Linked DNA regions of Homo sapiens: region 2 is linked to region 1. Evidence: read pairs that join two places in POLR2A ChIA-PET (ENCODE). Cell type or tissue: K562. All regions are shown on one strand. Links, peaks and the distances in the headings refer to the core of each region. The heading gives the core; the rest is flanking DNA.

What was found. Peaks named below come from ENCODE experiments on the same cell type or tissue, not always from the same donor. Only the 100,000 strongest peaks of a DNase experiment are listed, where the experiment ranks them.
Region 2: POLR2A ChIA-PET joins it to region 1 with 6 read pairs; 8 of 35 experiments call an interaction of 5 or more read pairs at or near these places.

Annotation. Positions count from the first base shown.
Region 1 is chr9:124,895,766-124,905,949 of GRCh38, reverse strand. GOLGA1 (golgin A1) reads left to right here. Exons shown (of 23, transcript NM_002077.4): 13 at 5,403-5,498; 14 at 6,472-6,621; 15 at 7,306-7,401. Among named protein-coding and RNA genes, the nearest start is that of ARPC5L, 39 kb to the right of the region's middle. RefSeq lists enhancers at 2,090-2,590, 5,213-5,726. In K562, for the core only: no CTCF peak of the experiment used is centred there; a DNase peak (open chromatin) is centred at 5,919.
Region 2 is chr9:124,842,284-124,852,467 of GRCh38, reverse strand. No RefSeq gene overlaps it. Among named protein-coding and RNA genes, the nearest start is that of WDR38, 6.1 kb to the left of the region's middle. In K562, for the core only: no CTCF peak of the experiment used is centred there; no DNase peak of the experiment used is centred there.

The sequences.
Region 1 (10,184 bases), core at 2,976-7,975:
GCAGAGACGGGGTTTTGTCATGTTGGCCAGGCTGGTCTCGAACTCCTGACCTCAGCCTCGGCCTCCCAAAGTGCTGGAATTACAGGCACGAGCCACCACACCCGAACTTTATTTTTAATCATATTTATAATTGGTTATTTCTGGTTATTCTAGAGAACTGCCATTTTTTAAAGTTGATCTTGGATATCACACCCCTGCTGAACTTTCTTACTCTACTACTGTGTGATTTTTTTGTTGTTTTTCTTAGGTAGATAATCATATTATCTATGAAAAAATGACAACTTTATCTTACTCCTTCCAATCTTCCCACCTCTTATTCCATTTTCTGTTCATATAGCATTAAAGACCTCCAGACTGAGTGAAGCAATAAAAGGGTTAGTGGGAATCTTTGTTTTGTTCCCAGTCTTAAAGGAAATATGCCTAAAGTTTCATTATTTGGTGTAACATTTGCAGGTTTTTGGTATGTATGTATTTATTTATTTATTTATTTGAGGCAGAGTCTCACTCTCATCCAGGCTGGAGTGCAGTGGCATGATCTCGGCTCACTGCAACCTCCGCTTCCCAGGTTCAAACAATTCTCCTGCCTCACCCACCCAAGTAGCTGGGTTAAAAGATGCCTGCCTCCACGCCTGGCTAATTTTTATATTTTTAGTAGAGACGGGGTTTCACTATGTTGGCCAGGCTGGTCTCAAACTCCTGACCTCAAGTGATCCACCCATCTCAGCCTCCCAAAGTACTGGGAATACAGCACCATATATTTATTTATTTATTTATTTTTATTTTATTTTATTATTATTATTTTTTGAGATGGACTCCCGCTGTATCACCCAAGCTGTAGTGTAGTGTCCTGATCTCAGCCTACCACAACCTCCGCCTCCCAGGCACAAGCGATTCTCCTGCCTCAACCTCCCAAAGAGCTGGAATTATGGGTGTGTACCACCACACCCGGCTCATTTTTTTTTTTGTATTTTTTTAATTTATTTTATTTTATTTATTTTTTTTTTTTGAGACAGAGTCTGGCTCTGTAGCCTGGGTTGGCGTCCAGTGGTGCAATCTTGGCTCACTGCTCTCTCTGCCTCCTGTGTCCTGGTTCAAGCAGTTCTCCTGCCTCAGCCTCCCAAGTAGCTGGGATTACAGGCATGTGACCATGCCCAGCTAATTTTTGTATTTTTGGTAGAGACAAGGTTTCACCATGTTGGCCAGGCTGGTCTTGAACTCCTGACCTCGTGATCCACCTGCCTCAGCATCCCAAAGTGGTAGGATTACAGGCGTGAGCCACTGCGCCCAGCCTTTTTGTATTTTTAGTGGAGACGGGGTTTCACCATGTTGGCCAGGCTGGTCTCAAACTCCTGACCTCAAGTGATCTGCCCACCTCAGCTTCCCAAAGTGCTGGGATTACAGATGTGAGTAACTGTGCTGGCCAATTTGTTTAATTTCTTGAATTGAATATTTATCTCATTTTTAAAATCTTTCTTATTTCCTGATAAATACATTTTAAACTATATTTTTCTGAAAAGACTGTTTTATTATAATTTCAATTCTGTTTCTGAATATCCTTTTTGATCAGTGTACATTGTCGTACAACCATCACCACCATCCATCTCCAAAACTTTTTCATCTTCCCAAACAGAAACTCTATACTTATTAAACAGTAACTCCCCAATTCCTCCTACCCCAGTCTGGGAACCACCATTCTATTTTCTGTCTCTTTGAGTTTGGACACTCTAGATACCTCCTGTTGGTGGAATCATACAATGTTTGTCCTTTTGTGTCTGGCTTATTTGACTTAGTATATACATCTTCAGTGTTCATCTATGTTGTAGCATATGTCAGACTTTCATTCCTTTTTTTTTTTTAACAGAATTTTTTTTTTTTTTAGAATTTTTTTGAGATGGAGTCTTGCTCCGTCATCAGGCTGGAGTGCAGTGGCACGATCTCGGCTCACTGCAACCTCCGCTTCCTAGGTTCAAGCAATTCCCCTACCTCAGCCTCCCGAGTAGCTGGGACTACAGGCGCGCGCCTACAGGCACGCTCCACCACGCCTGGCTAATTTTTTGCATTTTAGTAGAGATGGGGTTTCACCATGTTGACCAAGATGGTCTCAATCTCCTGACCTTGTGACCCGCCCACCTCGGCCTCCCAAAGTGCTGGGATTACAGGTATGAGCCACTGTGCCTGGCCTATTCCTTTTTAAGACTGAATAATATTCCATTATATGTATAGACCACATTTTGTTTCTCCATTCATTCATTGATGAACACTTGAATTCCATTTGTCTTTTTTTTTTTTTTTTTTTTTGGTCTTTTTCTCCCCTTTTTGTGGAGAACAGGGTCTCCCTATGTTGCCCAGGCAGGTCTCCAATTCCTGGGCTCAAGCTATACCTTTGTTTCCCTAAGTGCTTGGCTTGCAGGCACGAGCCCCCGTTCTGTAAGCCCAGTACTTAGGGAGGCAAAGGCATAGCTTTTTTTTTTTTAGACAAAATCTCGCTCTGTTGCCCAGGCTGGAGTGCAGTGGTGCGATCTTGGCTCACTGCAACCCCCACCCCGCAGGTTTAAGCAGTTTTTGTGCCTAAGCCTTCTGAGTAGCTGGGACTACACATATAGACCACCACGCCTTGTATTTTTAGCAGAGATAGGGTTTTGCCATGTTGGCCAGGCTGGTCTCGAACTCCTGGCCTCAAGTGATCCACCCGTCTTGGCCTTCCAAAATGCTGGGATTACAGGCATAAGCCACCGCACCCAACCCACACCCAGCTTTTGATGGACATTTGCGTTGTTTCTATCTTTTGGCTGTTGTGAATAATGCTACCATGAACGTTCCTGTACAAGGTTTTTGTGTGGACTTAGTGTTTTCATTTCTCTTCAGTGTATACCTAGGAATAAAATTGCAGGGTGATATGGTAACTTTTTCTTTAATCTCTTGAAGATCTGAATCTATCTTGAACTTGGCTTCTAAATTGAGACTTAGGTATTTTCTGATCTCAGGAGTGTAAAACAACGTCTTAGTTTTGGCGCTACCACCAATAAAATTTGCAGTCATGAGCTAGTAACAATCCTGTTCTTCTCCGTGGACTAGTAGCCCCTTTCTCATGGGATTGTTTCGGTTAAATCTAAGATGTGAATGTATGTGAGGAGCCTAGGCCTTAAAAACGTCCTCTCCTTGGCTGGACACGGTGGCTCATGCCTGTAATCCCAGCACTTTGGGAGGCTGAGGCGGGCGGATCACAAGGTCAGGAGATCGAGACCATCCTGGCTAACACGGTGAAACCCTGTCTCTACTAAAAATACAAAAAATTAGCTGGGCATGGTGGCAGGCGCCTGTAGTCCCAGCTACTCAGGAGGCTGAGGCAGGAAAATGGCGTGAACCCAGGAGGCGGCGGAGCTTTCAGTGAGCCGAGATCGCGCCACTGCACTCAAGCCTGGGCGACAGAGCAAGACTGTCTCAAAAAGAAAAAAAATCCTCTCCTTGTGTGTCTACCTCTCCTTCACCAAGCTGCATACAGCCTTCCTTGTGCTTATGTTTAATAATAAAGCTCCCCAGCTGGGCGCGGTGAATCACACCTGTAATCCCAGCACTTTGGGAGGCCAAGGCAGGCGGATCATGAGGTCAGGAGATCGAGACCATCCTGGCTAACACAGTGAAACCCCGTCTCTACTAAAAAATAGAAAAAATTAGCTGGGTATGGTGGCAGTTGCCTGTAGTCCCAGCTACTCAGGAGGCTGAGGCAGGAGAATGGCGTGAACCCGGGAGGTGGAGCTTGCAGTGAGCCGAGATCATGCCACTGCACTCCAGCCTGGGCGACAGAGCGAGACTCCATCTCAAAAATAATAATAATAATAATAAAGCTCCCCAAGGCCAGACCTTATTCAGTAAATAAGAAGGCTTTCTAAGAGAAATTCATAGATGTAGCTTGAATCTGGTAAAACTGCCATCTTGGAGAGCCAAGTGCAACTCAGTACTAGACAGTGAGTCCCTGAGGGCCAGTCTACATCTGTCCCACTCACGGCACTGGCCTCGTGCCCAGGTGCAGTTCCTGGTATGGAGTCAGTCTTGCTCAGTATTTGTGGAATGAGTAAATCCTGAATTTGTATTGTGAACAGTAATTCCACTTCAAGGAATCTGTCCTAAGGAAGTGATTCAAACCAGTTAAAAAAATACTGTGTGTCCTGGCCAACATGGTGAAACCCCGTCTCTATTAAAAATACAAAAATTAGCAACCAGGTGCGGTGGCTCATGCCTGTAATTGCAGCACTTTGGGAGGCCGAGGTGGGCGGATCACGAGGTCAGCAGATCGAGACCATCCTGGCTAACATGGTGAAACCCTGTCTGTACTAAAAATACAAAACATTAGCTGGGTGTGGTGGCATGTGCCTGTAGTCCCTAGCTACTCAGGAGGCTGAGGTAGGAGAATCACTTGAACCCAGGAGGTGGAGGTTACAGTGAGCCAAGATTGCACTACTGCACGCCAGCCTGGGCAACAGAGTGAGACTCCATCTCAAAAAAAAAAAAAAAATAGCTGGGCGTGGTGGCGTGCGCTTGTAGTCCTAGCTACCCAGGAGGCTGAGGCAGGAGAATCGCTTGAACCCAGCAGGCGGAGGTTGCAGTGAGCTGAGATCACGCCACTGCACTCCAGCCTGATGACAGAGTGACACTCCATCTCAAAAAAAAAAAAAAAAATAGGCCGGGCATGGTGGCTCACGCCTGTAGCCCCAGCACTTTGGGAGGCTAAGGCAGGTGGATCACGAGGTCAGGAGATCAAGACCATCCTGGCTAGCACAGTGAAACCCTGTCTGTACTAAAAATACAAAAAATTAGCTGGGCATGGTAGCGGGCACCTGTAGTCCCAGCTACTCAGAAGGCTGAGGGAGGAGAATGACGTGAACCCAGGAGGCGGAGCTTGCAGTGAGTGGAGATCATGCCACTGCACTCCAGCCTGGGCGACAGAGCAAGACTCCATCTCAAAAAAAAAAAAAAAAAAATACTGTGTGAAGATGTTAATTGCTGCATTCTTTTAGATGGGAAAAACAGAAAGCCTAAGTAGGCAGCACAGTAGGCAAATGGGTCAGTAAATTACAAAACACTCTAGAGGAAATAATAATCTGAGGTCTAAAGATTACATGGAGACAGAAGGACATTTAAGAGTAGGGAAAAGATACAAAGTTTTACATTGTCCTATTAAAACTTTATATAAAGCTATAAACAAAAGTCATTAAAAGAGAGTTTAAGAAAATACGTTAGAATGCTAGTGTTTTATAATGGTAGACTTATGCAGTATCTTTTTTCTCAGGTTACATTTTTCTATAATGTACCTGTTTTATTTAAATCGCTTTGCATTTTAAAGCCATTTGTTACCACTCTTCAGCTTCTTGTGAACAGAAAGAATGCTTCTGCTTCCCTCTCAGGTGAGAGAACTGGAGCAGACCTTGCAGGCCTCTGAGGAGCAGCTCCAACAGAGCAAGGGCATTGTGGCTGCCCAGGAAACTCAGATACAGGAGCTCGTAAGTGCTTATTGGAGCTGCTGCATTCCAGGCCCTTAATGCTTTCTCTCCAGGCCTTTGCAGATGCTCCAAACTCATTCCGAACTTCGGCAACGGTACCTGGACCTGCCCATAGATACAGTTCTTGTGCTGGATGTGAGCAGGCCAGCAGCAGGGGGTGGAGGGAGTCAGGACCTAATGGTGGGCCTGAGTTACCTGGGAGGTGCACCAGCAGCTCCTTTCCACCTTACATCCCACCTTCTGGTCCAGCCTGGTCCTGGGGCTGTCAGAGGTGGCAGCTCCGCTAGGAGTCAAGCCTCAACTTGCAATCAGGGGCGGGGAGAACAAGTCCAGACTCTGGGGAGGATGGCCTGTGATGACAGGCCAAGCGTGGTGTGGAGTTAGAAGATAGGGAAATCAAACCAGCCAGCGTGTATTTCATATTCGCCATGTCCCAGGCACTGTGCTCAGTGCTATGCACGTGTTTTCGTTTAGTCCTTGCAGGAGACCTGAGAATTATGCACTGTCATCCTCATCCTGTAGACGAGGCAAGCTCAGAAAGATTGGCTCAGTAGCCCACAGGCTCGCAGCCAGTAAATGGCAGAATCCACATCTTTCTCCTGTCAAAGCCCTGTTCTTCATTGCTGTATTATACTGCCTCCCCAGTATAATTTCTCCCCAGGGAAAGCCGCAGCCACTGAGGCAACACTGAGTAGTGTGAAGGAGGCCTGTGTCTAAGGGCTGGCTGGTGCCCAGAGCTGTCCCCACACACCTTGAGGATGGAGTGATGACATCAAGACTCCATCTTCTGGACAGGCCAGGGTCCAGGAGCAACAGGCAGAGCCTGCAGGGGGGACCTCAGCAACGCCAGGGGGGATGGGGTCAGGAGAGAGTTGTTTCTGTTGGATACTCATCTTCTCACCTAGGGCCAGACTAAGATCCCCCACTGGAAACCATTGTCACCCTGACTGACCGTCCTTTGGTCTCCCCGCAGGCTGCCGCCAACCAGGAGAGCAGCCATGTGCAGCAGCAGGCCCTTGCTCTGGAGCAGCAGTTCTTGGAGCGCACCCAGGCGCTAGAAGCCCAGATAGTGGCCCTGGAGAGAACGCGGGCAGCTGACCAGACCACCGCAGAGCAAGGGATGGTGAGTGAAGAGCTAAGAGAGGGTGGGCCCAGGAGCACCAGGGTCCCCCACAGCGAAGTCAGCCTCGTGCTTGACAGTGTGTCACCACCTCTGCACTAGGAAACCACTTTAGAAGGCAGCTTTTTTTTTGTTTGAGACAGGGTCTCACTCTGTCACCCAGGCTGGAGCACAGTGGCATGATTACAACTGACTGCAGCCTCGACCTCTCAGACTCAAGTGATCCTGCCACCTCAGCCTCCCAAGTAGCTGGGACTACAGGCGTGCACCACCACAGCCAGCTAATTTTTAAATTTTTTGGAGAGACAAGGTCTCACTGTGTTGCCCAGGCTGGTCTTGAACGCCTAGGCTCAAGGGATCTGCCCACCTCAGCCTCCCAAAGTGCTGGAATTATAGGCATGAGCCACCGCACCCAGCCGAGAGCAGTTCTTATCTTTCCAGAGACACCTGCTCATGAGACTGGATGTATAAAGGCTGCTTTTTATAAAACAAAACAGATGGGTTTTCTTTTTCCTTGGAGTTTCCACAGAGACTTCCTACTTTCTGACCAGTCCCCTCTGCTTCTTCCCATTGGCTTTTAAAATGTATATTGTTCCTCCCTATGCCTTCTTCCTGGTCCATGCTCCCTGTGCCCAGGGAAATATGGTAGTGAAGACTTCTTTTATATGTGTTCTTCTGAATTGGCAGAGACAACTGGAGCAAGAAAATGCAGCCCTTAAAGAATGCAGGAATGAATATGAACGTTCTTTACAAAATCACCAATTTGAACTAAAGAAGCTGAAGGTATTTATCTAATTGAATCAAAGTTTCATAAAAGTGTTCATGTTTTCTACATGTGTATTTACAGTGCCCCACTTCTCATACTTACAGTACAGGAGGAGGAGAATTAGCATTTGTTCAATAGTTCTGTTAGGCATCGGCCAGAAATTGCCACTTCATTAAGTTCTCTCAGGGATCCAGGACAGTAGGAAGAATTACATTCATTTGGCAGTTAATGTCATTGAGGTTCCGAGGGTAAACCGTTTGTGCAAGTTGCATAGTTGGTTAGAGGTGATGCTGGTCTGACTTCACCCTACCACAGAGGCCAGCCCTTCCTCTGTGGAATCAACAGCTGCTTGAAAGTCATGCTGTCAAAACACTGCTCTTGCTGATATTTCCAGGGAGACCTTAAAGCAAGGCCTTAAAAGATGATAAGGACCTTTGTTTTGCTTGTTTATATCAGGGACCATGTACAGAAATGAAGAAACAATCTGCTGGATTGTTAAACTTTCTCTTCTGCAAACTTGGAGCTTTAATCAGAGGATGCCTCTTTCATTCCCTAAACATAACTGGATAAAAAGGAGGAAAGATTCTGTCACTTTCTTATATGCCCCCAGACTCCCGTGGCCCCTTTCAAAGCACCTTGGATAATGGGACATTGTAGTACTTGCCCAGCTTGGTCATGACTCAAAGATCTTATTGATCCCTTGGCAGCAGTCTTCTCTGAGAGTGTCCATAGATGAATGCCTGCACCTAGTAAGCTTCCAGTAATCAGATCTGATGAGTGACATAGGTACTAATGTAGTAGCATTGCATCATGAGAAGCATGGACTTTGGAGTCAGATTTTTTTTTCATGCATTCCTTCAATAAACATTTGAGTCCTGTAAGTGCCAGGCATCACTGTAAGTGCTAGGATGTATTAAATAGCAATGAGCCAGTGCGGTGGCTCACGCCTCTAATCCTAGCACTTTGAGAGGCCAGGGTGGGTGGATCACCTGAGGTCAGAAGTTCGAGACCAGCCTGGCCAACATGGTAAAACCCCATCTCTACTAAAAATTCAACAATTAGCCTGGTGTGGTGGTGTGCGCCTATAATCCCAACTGGGAGGCTGAGGCAGGAGATTTACTTGAACCCGGGAGGTGGAGGCTGCAGTGAGCCAAGATCATGCCACTGCACTCCAGCCTGGGTGACAGAGTGAGACTCCGTCCCAAAAAGTAAATAAATAAAATAAAATAAATAGCAGTGGAAAAAATAGGTAAAGTTCCTTTCTTGTGGAGTTTGTAACTAGAGATGGTAACCAAGTTACAAATTAACAATAAATGCTATGAAGAAAATAGAGCAGGGCAAGGACAGCCAATGGGGAGGTGGGAGAGGAGAGGTCTCTTTTCCATATGGAGTTAGGGAAGGCTTTGATGCTGGCAGAAGGGCCTACAATGTGAATATTTGAGGAGAAATATTCTAGACTGAAGAAATAACAAATACAAAGGCTCTGAGGCAGGAAAAAACCTAGTCTGTTCAAAGAATAGCACAGAGGCCAGTGTGGCTGCAGCTAGTGGCCAGGGGAGAGCATGGCTGGTGGTGAGGCGGGACACAGGCATTAAAAAGAATCATGGGAAGCCCTGGCAGGTCTTTTTTTTTTTGAGACAGGGTCTTGCTCTGTTGCCCAGGCTGGAGTGCAGTGGTGTGATCACAGCTCACTGCAGCCTCAACTTCCCAGGCTCAAGCAATCCTCCCACCTCAGCCTCATGAATAACTAGGACTACAGGTGTGCAAAATTTATTAATTTTTCTTTTGTAGAGACAGGGTCTTGCTATGTTAACTAGGCTGATTTTAAACTCCTGTGCTCAAGCGATCCACTGGCCTTGGCCTCCCAAAGTGCTGGGATTACAGGAATGAGCCACTGCTCCTAACCAGCTATGGCAGGTCTTAAGCAGATAAGTGATGTGAGAAGTTTTGTTTTAAAAGGATTTCTCTGGCTGCCTGTGAAGAATGTTTGGTAAGGGAGGCATGAGCAGAAGCAAGAAGACTGTTTAGGAGACTTTTTAGGAATCTAGGCCAGAAGTGACTAGCACATTAGTGGTGGACTTGGGAAGAAGTATTCAGATCAGGATTTATTTTAGAGATAGAGCTGTTTTGTTTGCTTTTTGTTTTTTGTATGTGAGACGGAGTCTCACTTTGTCGCCCAGGCTGGTGTGTAGTGGAACGATCTTGGCCTACTGTTACCTCAACCTCCTGGGTTCAAGCAGTTCTCATGCCCCACCTCCCAAGTAGCTGGGACTACAGGCACGTGCCACCATGCCTGGCTAATTTTTGTATTTTTGGTAGAGACAGGGTTTCACCATACTGGCCAGGCTGGTCTCGAACTCCTGACCTCAAGTGATCCACCTGCGTTGGCCTCCCAAAGTGCTGGGATTACAGGCGTGAGCCACCATGCCCTGCCTGAGATGGAGCTTTTAGGACTTAGGAATGAGAAAAAAATAGGAATTGTAGATGACACCTAGGTTTGGTTTGTATAACTCAGAGTTTCTCCACCTCAGCGCTATTGACGTTTGAGGCCGGATGGTTCTCTGTTGTAGAGGTTCTCTGTTGTGGATGGTTCTCTGTTGTGGATGGTTCTCTGTTATAGAGGGTCTCTGTTGTGGAGGGTCTCTGTTGTGGATGGTTCTCTGTTGTGGGTGGGTCTCTGTTGTGGGTGGGTCTCTGTTGTGGAGGGTTCTCTGTTGTGGAGGGTTCTCTGTTGTGGAGGGTTCTCTGTTGTGGAGGGTCTCTGTTGGGGATGGTTCTCTGTTGTGGAGGCTCTCTGTTG
Region 2 (10,184 bases), core at 3,346-8,345, 54 kb after region 1:
AGCCGGTGCTTCCATGGCAGAGCTGGGGCAGGACCCAGTCTCCCCACTCCCACAGCAGGACAGGGAGGGAACAGAGGACCCCCCACCTGCCCCGCCCATGGATTCTAGGCTCCCTGGGGGCAGGGGTGGAGCAGCTGGGCTTTGGGAGCTTCAAACTCAAGAGTTCCCAGCGGCGACTCACACCCTCCCCCCCTAAACCTCTTTGCCAGAAACTTCTCAGGAGATCCGCTGTGCTCCTGCTATTTTAAGTCCCAGACAGTCAGGCGGGTGAGGGAGCGACAATGACAGCTTTGAGGCAGTCCCACTCCATCCCAGATCCCAGAGGGCCTAGGTCACTGTGGGACCCTTCTGAGCTGGGCCTATAAAGCTGTCCCCCCACACCCAGATGTGGCTCCCAGACACAGCTCCCCAGAGCTACTATTCCCTGGCCCTCTGGCTCTCCTGCTCAGGCACCCCCCCAACCCATGCCCCGGCCCTGGGCACATTGTCTAGCCACTTGGTTGCTCCTGCTCTATCCAGAGGGCCCAGAGCCACCTTCCCCAGCCCAGCCCTTCACTCCCAGAACCCTCAGGGTAGACCTTGTCCACCAGGCCCAGTGACTGCTTGGCCGAAGGGGTGGAGCTGGGGTCGAAACCCGTGGGCTTGGCTCAGGCATCTGTAGGTGGAACCACCAACGTGAATGCCAGGGTCCGGAGGATCATCTCCGCGGATGAAGTGGTGGAGAAGTTTCTGCCAGTTTTCCACCACTGACTATCTCTTCCTTCTCCTCAGGGAGCCTGCCGCCTTCTCTCCTGTATTTGGCCAGGCTGTCCAGGGAGAGGGCTCTACCAAGATGTCCAGGATGGATGCCGCGCTGGCTTTTCTCACTGTCACTCCATTCCCTGAAGGGGACTGGAGGTCCTGGACCAGCCTTGCCTCTCCTCAGCTACGCATGTCAACCTTAAAACACCCCACAGGGCCAGGCATGGTGTTTCATGCCAGCAATCCTAGCTCTTTGGGAGACCAAAGCAGGCAGATCATTTGAGGCCAGGAGTTCAAGACCAGCTTGGGCAAGATGGTGAAACCCCATCTCTACTAAAAACAAAACAACAACGACAACAAACCTCACAAACATCTGTTCAGCAAAAAAAAAGAAAGAAAGAAAGAAAACAATCAAGGCAGGCAAAAAAGAACCCTCTATTTATTTGGATAAGAAAAGCAAGCAAAACCCCCAAATCTCCAGAGTGGTCAACTCTCAGGAGAGGAAGGGAGGGACTAGAAAAGGCAGGACCCTTGGGGTTTTGAGGAGCCACATTCCAGCTCTAAGCTGGGCAGGGGCCCCAGGTATCTGTTGAATTGTTCTTAAAGAATCGGCCCCGCCTGTCTGGCCCCTGCCTGCCTGTCCTTACTCTTCCTGGCTTCCTTGCCCTGCCCCATTTCTTATACCCTACCTGCAGTCCTACCCCAAGTCTGGAACAGTTTAGTGGGGAGCCAGCATTTCCTGACCGGTGCCCCAAGAAGCAGAGAATGTTGTTTTGTGGCAAGAGAGGAAGTAGGAGAGGGAGTTGGAGAGCCTAATTGCCCTGGTTTCTTCGAGGTTCCAGCTCCCAGCTCCAATACCTGAGCTGCTCCTCCTGCCCTCTAGGTTTTTTTTTTTTCTAAGATGGAGTCTCTGTCTCCCGGGCTGGCTGGAGTGCAGTGGCGCGATCTGGGCTCACTGCAACCTCTGCTTCCTGGGTTTAGGCAATTCTCCTGCCTCAGCCTCCCGAGTAGCTGGGATTACAGGCACCTGCCACCATGCCCAGCTAATTTTTGTATTTTTAGTAGAGATGGGGTTTCACCATGTTGGCCAGGCTGGTCTCAAACTCCTGACCTCGTGATCCACCCACCTCGGCCTCCCAAAGTGCTGGGATTATAGGCATGAGCCACCGCGCCGTGCCTGCCCTCCAGGTTTTAAAACATACCTGTTCCCAGCCAGATGCAGTGGCTCACCCCTGTAATCCCAGCACTTTGGGAGGCCGAGGCAGGCAGATCACGAGGTCAGGAGTTCGAGACCAGCCTGGCCAACATGGTGAAACCCTGTCTACTAAAAATACAAAATTTAGCCGGACACGTGATCCGCCTGCCTTGGCCTCCCAAAGTGCTGGGATTACAGGCGTGAGCCACCGCACCTGGCCTGTCATTATCCCTCTTAAAAAGTGTGTGGACCAGAACTAGAACCATGCTCACTGTTTGGACTGACAACCACCAAGCTGAAAGGTACTGTCATCTCCAGTTTCCTAGACACTCCATCTCTAGTAATGCAGTCTGCATTACTAGAGGCATTTATGTTTCCAAGAGCTATGTTATTCACTGCAAATGCACGAGAGCTTTTTCCCATGAACTGCTGTCCAGCCAGCCCTCCCTCCCCTGTCTGGTACTCACACAATGAGTTCTTCGGAAACGCACGCAAGACCTTACATTATGCTGGTTAAAGGTCATCTTCTTGGCCCCCATCCAGCCGTCTAGTCTTGAAAGCATTTTAAAAGTCCCACTTCTATTGCACAAAGCATTAATTCTGCTGCTGTGGCAGCTGCAAATTTTATGAGCGGGCCTGTGTTCTGGTCCAGATTGGGGAAATGATCAACATGACAGGGGTAAGAACAGAGCCACGGCCGAGCGTGGTGGCTCACGCCTGTAATCCCAGAACTTTGGGAGGCCGAGGCGGGTACATCACCTGAGGTCAGGAGTTCGAGACCAGCCTGGCCAACATGGTGAAACCCTGTCTGTACTAAAAATACAAAACTTAGCCGGGCATGGTGGCATGTGCCTGTCATCCCAGCTACTCGGGAGGCTGAGGCAGGAGAATTGCTTGAACCTGGGAGGCAGAGGTTGCAGTGAGCTGAGATGGCGCCACTGCACTCCAGCCTGGATGATGAGAGCGAAATTCCATCTCAAAAGCAAACAAACAAACAAAAAACAGAGCCCTTTGGTCTATCACTAGAGACCTCCAGTGATTATCTTTTTTGCCTCCATCCATCAGAGTCATGGGCTAACCATGGGGTCAGGGAGGGTACAGTCCCTTAGGAAAGGTCCGGGTGGGGAGGAAAGTAATTTAGATTCTTTTTTTTTTTTTTTTTTGAGACAGAGTTTTGCTCTTGTTGCCCAAGTTGGAGTGCAATGGTGCAATCTCGGCTCACTGCAACCTCCGCCCCCTGGGTTCAAGAGATTCTCCTGCCTCAGCCTCCCAAGTAGCTGGGATTACAGGCACCCACCACCACACCTGGCTAATTTTTGTACTTTTAGTAGAGATGGGGTTTCACCATGTTGGCCAGGCTGGTCTCAAACTCCAGACATCAGGTGATCCACCCACCTCAGCCTCCCAAAGTGCTGGGATTACAGGCGTGAGCCACCGCACCCTGGTGGTAATGTAGATTCTACCTCAAGCAGGGTTCTCTGGTTGCAAACAACAGAAACCATGGATGGCCAAAAGGGACCAAGAAGCTCTGGGATGACGGATTGGAAAGACAGCAACACTGTCACACCAGGGAAGGGCAGGAAGCAGTGCTACTCACTCATCCCGGGAGCAGCCCAGCAAATCAGGATCCTCAGAGAGCTCGTGATTGACCCAGCTGGGGTCAGGTACCCACTTCTCGGTGAGGGGAGGGCTGTCCAGATTAAGACCTGGGATTCTTCCCCCACCTCCACCCTGGTCTGTGAATCAATCAGGAAGCTCTAGTTCAGCTTAAAACCAGCTGTCACCTGTGTAGCCTCAGAAGCCAGGCAGCTGCACCCTGATCTGACTCCGTCACCTACCACCTGTGACCTCGGGCCAGTTACTTAATGCTTCCGTGCCTCCTTTTCCTCACCTCTAAAATCAGGATAATAATTAGTACCTGCTGCATGAGGTTGGCTTTGAGGATTAATGTATGTAAAGTGCTTGGAACGGCACCTGTGCATGGTTAGCTGGGCTATCATGAAAGCGTTATCATCTCATGAGTCCACCATTTTTTACTGTAGCCCCAAAGATACCAAGAAAGGCTCCCTGGCCAGGCACGGTGGCTCACAGCTGTAATCCCAGCACTTTGGGAGGCTGAGGCAGGCAGATCACTTGAGGTCAGGAGTTCGAGACCAGCCTGGCCAACATGGTGAAACTCCATTTCTACTAAAACTGCAAAAATTTATACTAAAAAATGCAAAAAAATATATAGCCAGGCATAGTGGCATGCATCTATAGTCCCAGCTACTTGGGAAGCTGAGGCAGGAGAATCGCTTGAACCCAGAAGTCAGAGGTTGCAGTGAGCTGAGATCACACCACTGCACTCCAGCCTGGCGAGAAAGCGAGACTCCGTCTCAGAAAAAAAAAAAAACCCAAAAACGAAAAACAAACAAAAAAAACGCTTAATGTCACTAATCACTGGGAAAATGCAAATCAAAACCACAATGAGATATCATCTCACCCCAGTTAAAATGGTTTTTATCAAAAAGACAGAAAATAGGGCCAGGCAAGGTGGCTCACCCCTGCTATCCCAGCACTTTAGGAGGCTGAGGCAGGTGGATTGCTTGAGCCCAAGAGTTCAAGACCAGCCTGGGCAGCATGGTGAAAACCAGTCTCTACTAAAAATACAAAAAATTGGCCGGATGTGATGGTGTGCACATGTGATCCCAGCTACTCGGGAGCCTGAGTGCGAGGATCACCTGAGCCCAGGAGGGCCAGGCTGCAGTGAGCTGTGATCATGCCACTGCACTCCAGCTTGGGTGACCAGAGTGAGACCCGGTCTCAAACAAACAAACAAACAAAAAACAAACAAAAAACCCCACAAAAGAAAATAAAAGATGCTGGTGAGGATGTGGGGAAGTAGGGGAGAGGGGAGGATGAAGAGAGGTTGGATAATGGGTACAAAAATACACTTAGATAGGCCGGGTGTGGTGGCTCACACCTGTAATCCCAGCACTTTGGGAGGCCAAAGTGGATGGATCACCTGAGGTCAGGAGTTTGAGACCAGCCTGGCCAACATGCTGAAACCCCATCTCTACTAAAACTACAAAAATTAGCCAGGCGTGGTGGCAGGCACCTGTAATCCCAGCTAGCAGGGAGGCTCAGGCACGAGAATCACTTGAACCCAGGAGGTGGAGGTTGCAGTGAGCCAAGATCATGCTACTGCACCCCAGCCTGGGTGACAGAGTGAGACCCGGTCTCAAAAAAAAAAAAAAATAGATAGAAGGAGTAAGTTCTAGTGTCAGATAGCACAGTAAGGTAACTATGCTTTTTTGTTTTGTTTTGTGACAGGATCTCGCTTTGTTGCCCAGGCTGGAGTGAAGTGGCGCAATCACTGCTCACTAAAGCCTTGACCTCCCGGGTTCAAGTGATCCTCCCGCCCAGACTTCTTGAGTAGCTGGGGCTACAGACACATGCCACCACACCCAGCTAATTAAAAAAAAAAATTAGCTGTAGAGCTGTAGAGCTTAAAGTTGTAGAGCTGGAGTCTCACGATGTTGCCAGAAATCCTCCCATCTCAGCCTCCCAAATTGCTGAGATTACAGGCATGAGCCACCACACCTGGCCAAGGGCAACTATAGTTAACAAGTTATTGTACGTTACAAAATAGCTAGAAGAGAAGATCTGGAATGTTCCCAACACAAATAACTGATCAATGTTTGAGGTGATGAATTTCCTAATTATCGTAATCTGATCATTACTCATTGTATATATGTCTCAAAATATCACATGTACTTCATAAATATGAACAACTTATGTATCAAAAAAACTGTCTCATTCTCTTCTCTTGTCTGCCGCCATGTGAGACATGTCTTTTGCCCTCTGTCATGATTGTGAGGCCTCCCCAGTCACGTGGAACTCTAAAGAAAACAGGAGGGCTGGGCGCGGTGGCTCATGCCTGTAATCCCGGCACTTCGGGAGGCCTAGGTGGGTGGATCATGAGGTCAGGAGACCGAGACCATCCTGGCCAACATGGTGAAACCCCATCTCTATTAAAAATACAAAAATTGGCCAGGCATGGTGGCTCACGCCTGTAATCCCAGCACTTTGGGAGGCCGAGGCAGGTGGATCATGAGGTCAGGAGTTCAAGACCAGCCTGGCCAAGATGGTGAAACTCCATCTCTACTAAAAATACAAAAAATGAGCTGGGTGTGGTGGCATACGCCTGTAATTCCAGCTACTCAGGAGGCTGAGGCAGAGAATTGCTTAAACCCGGGGGGCAGAGGTTGCAGTGAGCTGAGATCGCGCCACTGCACTCTAGTCTGGGCGACAGAGAGAGACTCTGTCTCAAAAAAAAAAAAAATTAGCCAGGCGTGGTGGCATGTGCCTGCATCCCCAGCTACTCAAGAGGCTGAGGCAAGAGAATCGCTTGAACCTGGGAAGCAGAGGTTGCAGTGAGCCGAGATCGTGCTATTTGCACTCCAGCCTGGGCCACAGAGCAAGACTCTATCTCAAAAAAAAAAAAAAAAAAGAGAAAAGAAAACAGGAGACTGTGACTAAATGAGAATCACAAAGCTAGTTGATCAGTGTGGAAGCTGCATCTGAAATCAGGGACTTCTAGATCCTGATTCAACTGATGTAGACATTTTGTCATCTAAAGAGCAAATGAACGTGGAAAATGAACCTGAGACAAAATAGAGCACGCTACTAAGGTGCGTGAAAAGTGACCAACCACAGCCCTGGAAGAGCTAATCCCTAATGGAGCACACTGATTATGTGAAACGAAGGACTGAAGCGAGGCAAGGCGGGTGCAGTGACTCCTGTGCTGCTCCGTGGCCTCTTCAGGGATTAAACTTTCATGCTCCAGCAACCGGAAGTGTCTCCGCTGATGGTTCACAGCCGAGGCCTTTCTCAGGTGTTGCCCTAAACTAGCAGAAACCGCTTCACTCAAATCTACCTCTTCCCAGGGGGCAGTTTAATTCAATAACTGATCCATGCAGGTGTAGAAAGACAAGCTACGTGGCTGCCAAACAAGCAAACAAACAGCAAGATAAAAACAAAAACAAAAAACTCACCCTTGGGTTCACGGCCGGGCGCGGTGGCTCACGCCTGTAATCCCGGAACTCTGGGAGGCCGAGGCAGTTGGATCATCTGAGGTAAGGAGTTCGAGACCAGCCTGGCCAACATGGTGAAACCCCGCCTCTACTAAAAATACAAAAATTAGCCAGGCGTGGTGGTGCACGCCTGTAGTCCCAGCTACTCAGGAGGCTGAGGCAGGAGAATCCCTTAACCTGGGAGGCGGAGGTCATGGTGAGCCAAGATCGGGCCACTGCACTTAAGCCTGGGCGACAGAGTGAGACTCCATCTCAGAAAAAAAAAAAAAAAACCTCACACTTAGGTTCAGTATTGAAGGATGTTATCTATAACGGCCACTATTCTTTTAATGGGTTACGTCATACTATTCTGTTCTGTTTTGGATGCCAAAATTAAATAAAGGCATAAACAAAAAACCAAAAAAGCCATTCAGCAGAACATTGACTCAAAAAAAAAAAAAGGAAACAAAAGATTTTATTTTATGTATGTATTTTTTATTTATTTTAGACAGAGTCTTGTTCTGTTGCCCAGGCTGAAGTGCAATGGCAAGATCTCGGCTCACTGCAACCTCCACCTCCCAGGTTCAAGCGATTCTCCTGCCTCAGCCTTCCGAGTAGCTGGGATTACAGGCATGCGCCACCACGCCCGGCTAATTTTTGTATTTTTAGTAGAGACGGGGTTTCACCATATTAGCCAGGCGGTTTCGAACTCCTGGCCTCAAGTGATCCACCCACCTACACCTCTCAAAGTGCTGGGATTACAGGCGTGAGCCACTATGCCCAGCCCTGAAACAAAACAATTTAAAAAGAAATAAAAAAGGAAAACCTCCTGTGTTTTGCAGAAATCCAGGCAGCCTGTGTGTGGGTTGGGCCCGGTCACCTGTTATGGAGAGGGACAACAGCAGCTTGGTTCACTTTCCAGTGACCTTCGTCTGCATTGCCAGTCACACTCCATCTTCTGAGGACTCTGAAATCACTTCCTGAACAATCTGCCCCCGACTTTGCTTGGCGAGTCTGGGCTCATGAGTCCATGACTCCTGGGCTCACCCTTCTAGAAGGGTGGGGTGATGGTGCTCTCTTCTCTACTGGCTTCTGGCCTCAGGCCTGTTTTTTTTTTTGTTGTTGTTGTTTTTTGTTGTTGTTTTTTTTTTTGAGATGGGTTTTGCTCTTGTCACCCAGGTTGGAGTGTAATGGCACGATCTCAGCTCATTGCAACCTCCACCTCCCAGGTTGAAGCGATTCTCCTGCCTCAGCCTCCTGAGTAGCTGGGATTACAGGCACACACCACCACGCCTGGCTAATTTTCATATTTTTAGTAGAGACGGGGTTTCACCATGTTGGCCAGGCTGGTCTCGAACTCCTGACCTCAGGTGATCTGCCCGACCTTGGCATCCCGAAGTGCTGGGATTACAGGCATGAGCAACAGCCCCCGGGCCATCTCTGGGCTGTTCTGTGTGGCGTCAGATTCATACCCTTCACTCTGGCTCTCTTGGAATACGATTTGCCAGATCTAGAAACTCAGCCTTATTTATCTTACCGTATTTTTTAATACGTGTTTTTCTAAGACAGTCATTCTGTTTGGATAGCAAAGTGACCTAGACGTCAGAAGGAACCTGAGAAGCCCAGGGGGTTTGACCACCACCCACTGTCCCCAGCGTGGGCCCACAGCCCCAGCCTGCATTCCCAGTTCTCAAGTTCAGGGACTCACACCCACGGGTCTCCTCCGGCCTCTCCCACATTCTGGTGAGTCTTACAGAGGAGAACTCTCTGAGGCTCTGAGCTGAGCACCAGTGGAAGGTCTTGAACACGCCACCCTGTGGATGTCAGGCCCAGGTCTGGGGTGGATCGAGGGTGCAGGGCAGGGTAGGGGGCAGCCAGCCAGTCAGGGCCTCTGTGACAGGCCTGTCCAGCTTGTGGGGGCAGGGCCACAACCCAGCTAGAGAGGATTTTTATGCTGTTTCATTTATTTAATTTTTAAGCTCTGTCACCCAGGCTGGATGTCACCTCTGCCTCCCGAGTTCAAGTGATTCTCCTGCCTCAGCCTCCCAAGGAGCTGGGATTACAGGGGTCCGCCACCATGCCCAGGTAATTTTTGTATTTTTAATAGAGGTGGGGTTTCACCATGTTGGCCAGGCTGGTCTCAAACTCCTGACCTCAGGTGATCCAACTGCCTCGGCCTTCCAAAGTGCTGGAATTACAGGCGTGAGCCACCGTGCCCGGCCAATTTTTTTTTTTTTTTTTTGAGACGGAGTCTCGCTCTGTTGGCAGGCTGGAGTGCAATGGTGCGATCTTGGATCACTGCAACCTCTGCCTCCCAGGTTCAAGCGATTCTCCTGCCTCAGCCTGCCCAGTAGCTGGGACTACAGGCACGTGCCACCACGCCCAGGTAATTTTTGTATTTTTAGTAGAGACGGGGTTTCACCATGTTGGCCAGGACTGTCTCGATCTCCTGACTTCATGATCTGCCCACCTCGGCCTCCCAAAGTGTTGGGATTACAGGCATGAGCCATGGTGCGATCTTGGCTCACTGCAACCTCTGCCTCCCGGCTTCAAGCGATTCCCCTGCCTCAGCCTCTCGTGTAGCTGGGATTACAGGCGCGTGCCACCACGCCCAGCTAATTTTTGTATTTTTAGTAGAGACAGGGTTTCACCATGTTGGCCAGGATGGTCTCGATCTCCTGACCTTGTGATCTGCCCATTTTGGCCTCCCAAAGTGCTGGGATTACAGGAATGAGCCCCTGGGCCTGCCCCCAATTTTTAAAATTCTTAAATTGTGCCACTGCACTCCTGCCTGGGCCACAGAGGGAGACTCTGCCTCAAAAAAAAAAAAAAAAATTCTTAAACAGTCTTGGACACAACAATATTAAAGCATAAACCAGGCGTGGTGGCTCACGCCTGTAATCTCAGCACTTTGGGAGGCTGAGGCAGGTGGATTACATGAGGCCAAGAGTTCGAGTCCAGCCTGGCCAATATGGTGAAACCCTGTCTCTACTAAAAATACAAAAATTAGCTAAGTGTGGTGGCGCATGCCTGTCATCCCAGCTACTCAGGAGGCTACGGCAGAAGAATCGCTTGAACCTGGAAGGCAGAGGTTGCAGTGAGCTGAGATCGCACCACTGCACTCCAGCATGGGCAACAGAATGAGACTCCATCTCAAAATAAAAATAAAAGTAAAAATAAAAATAAAAAACAAA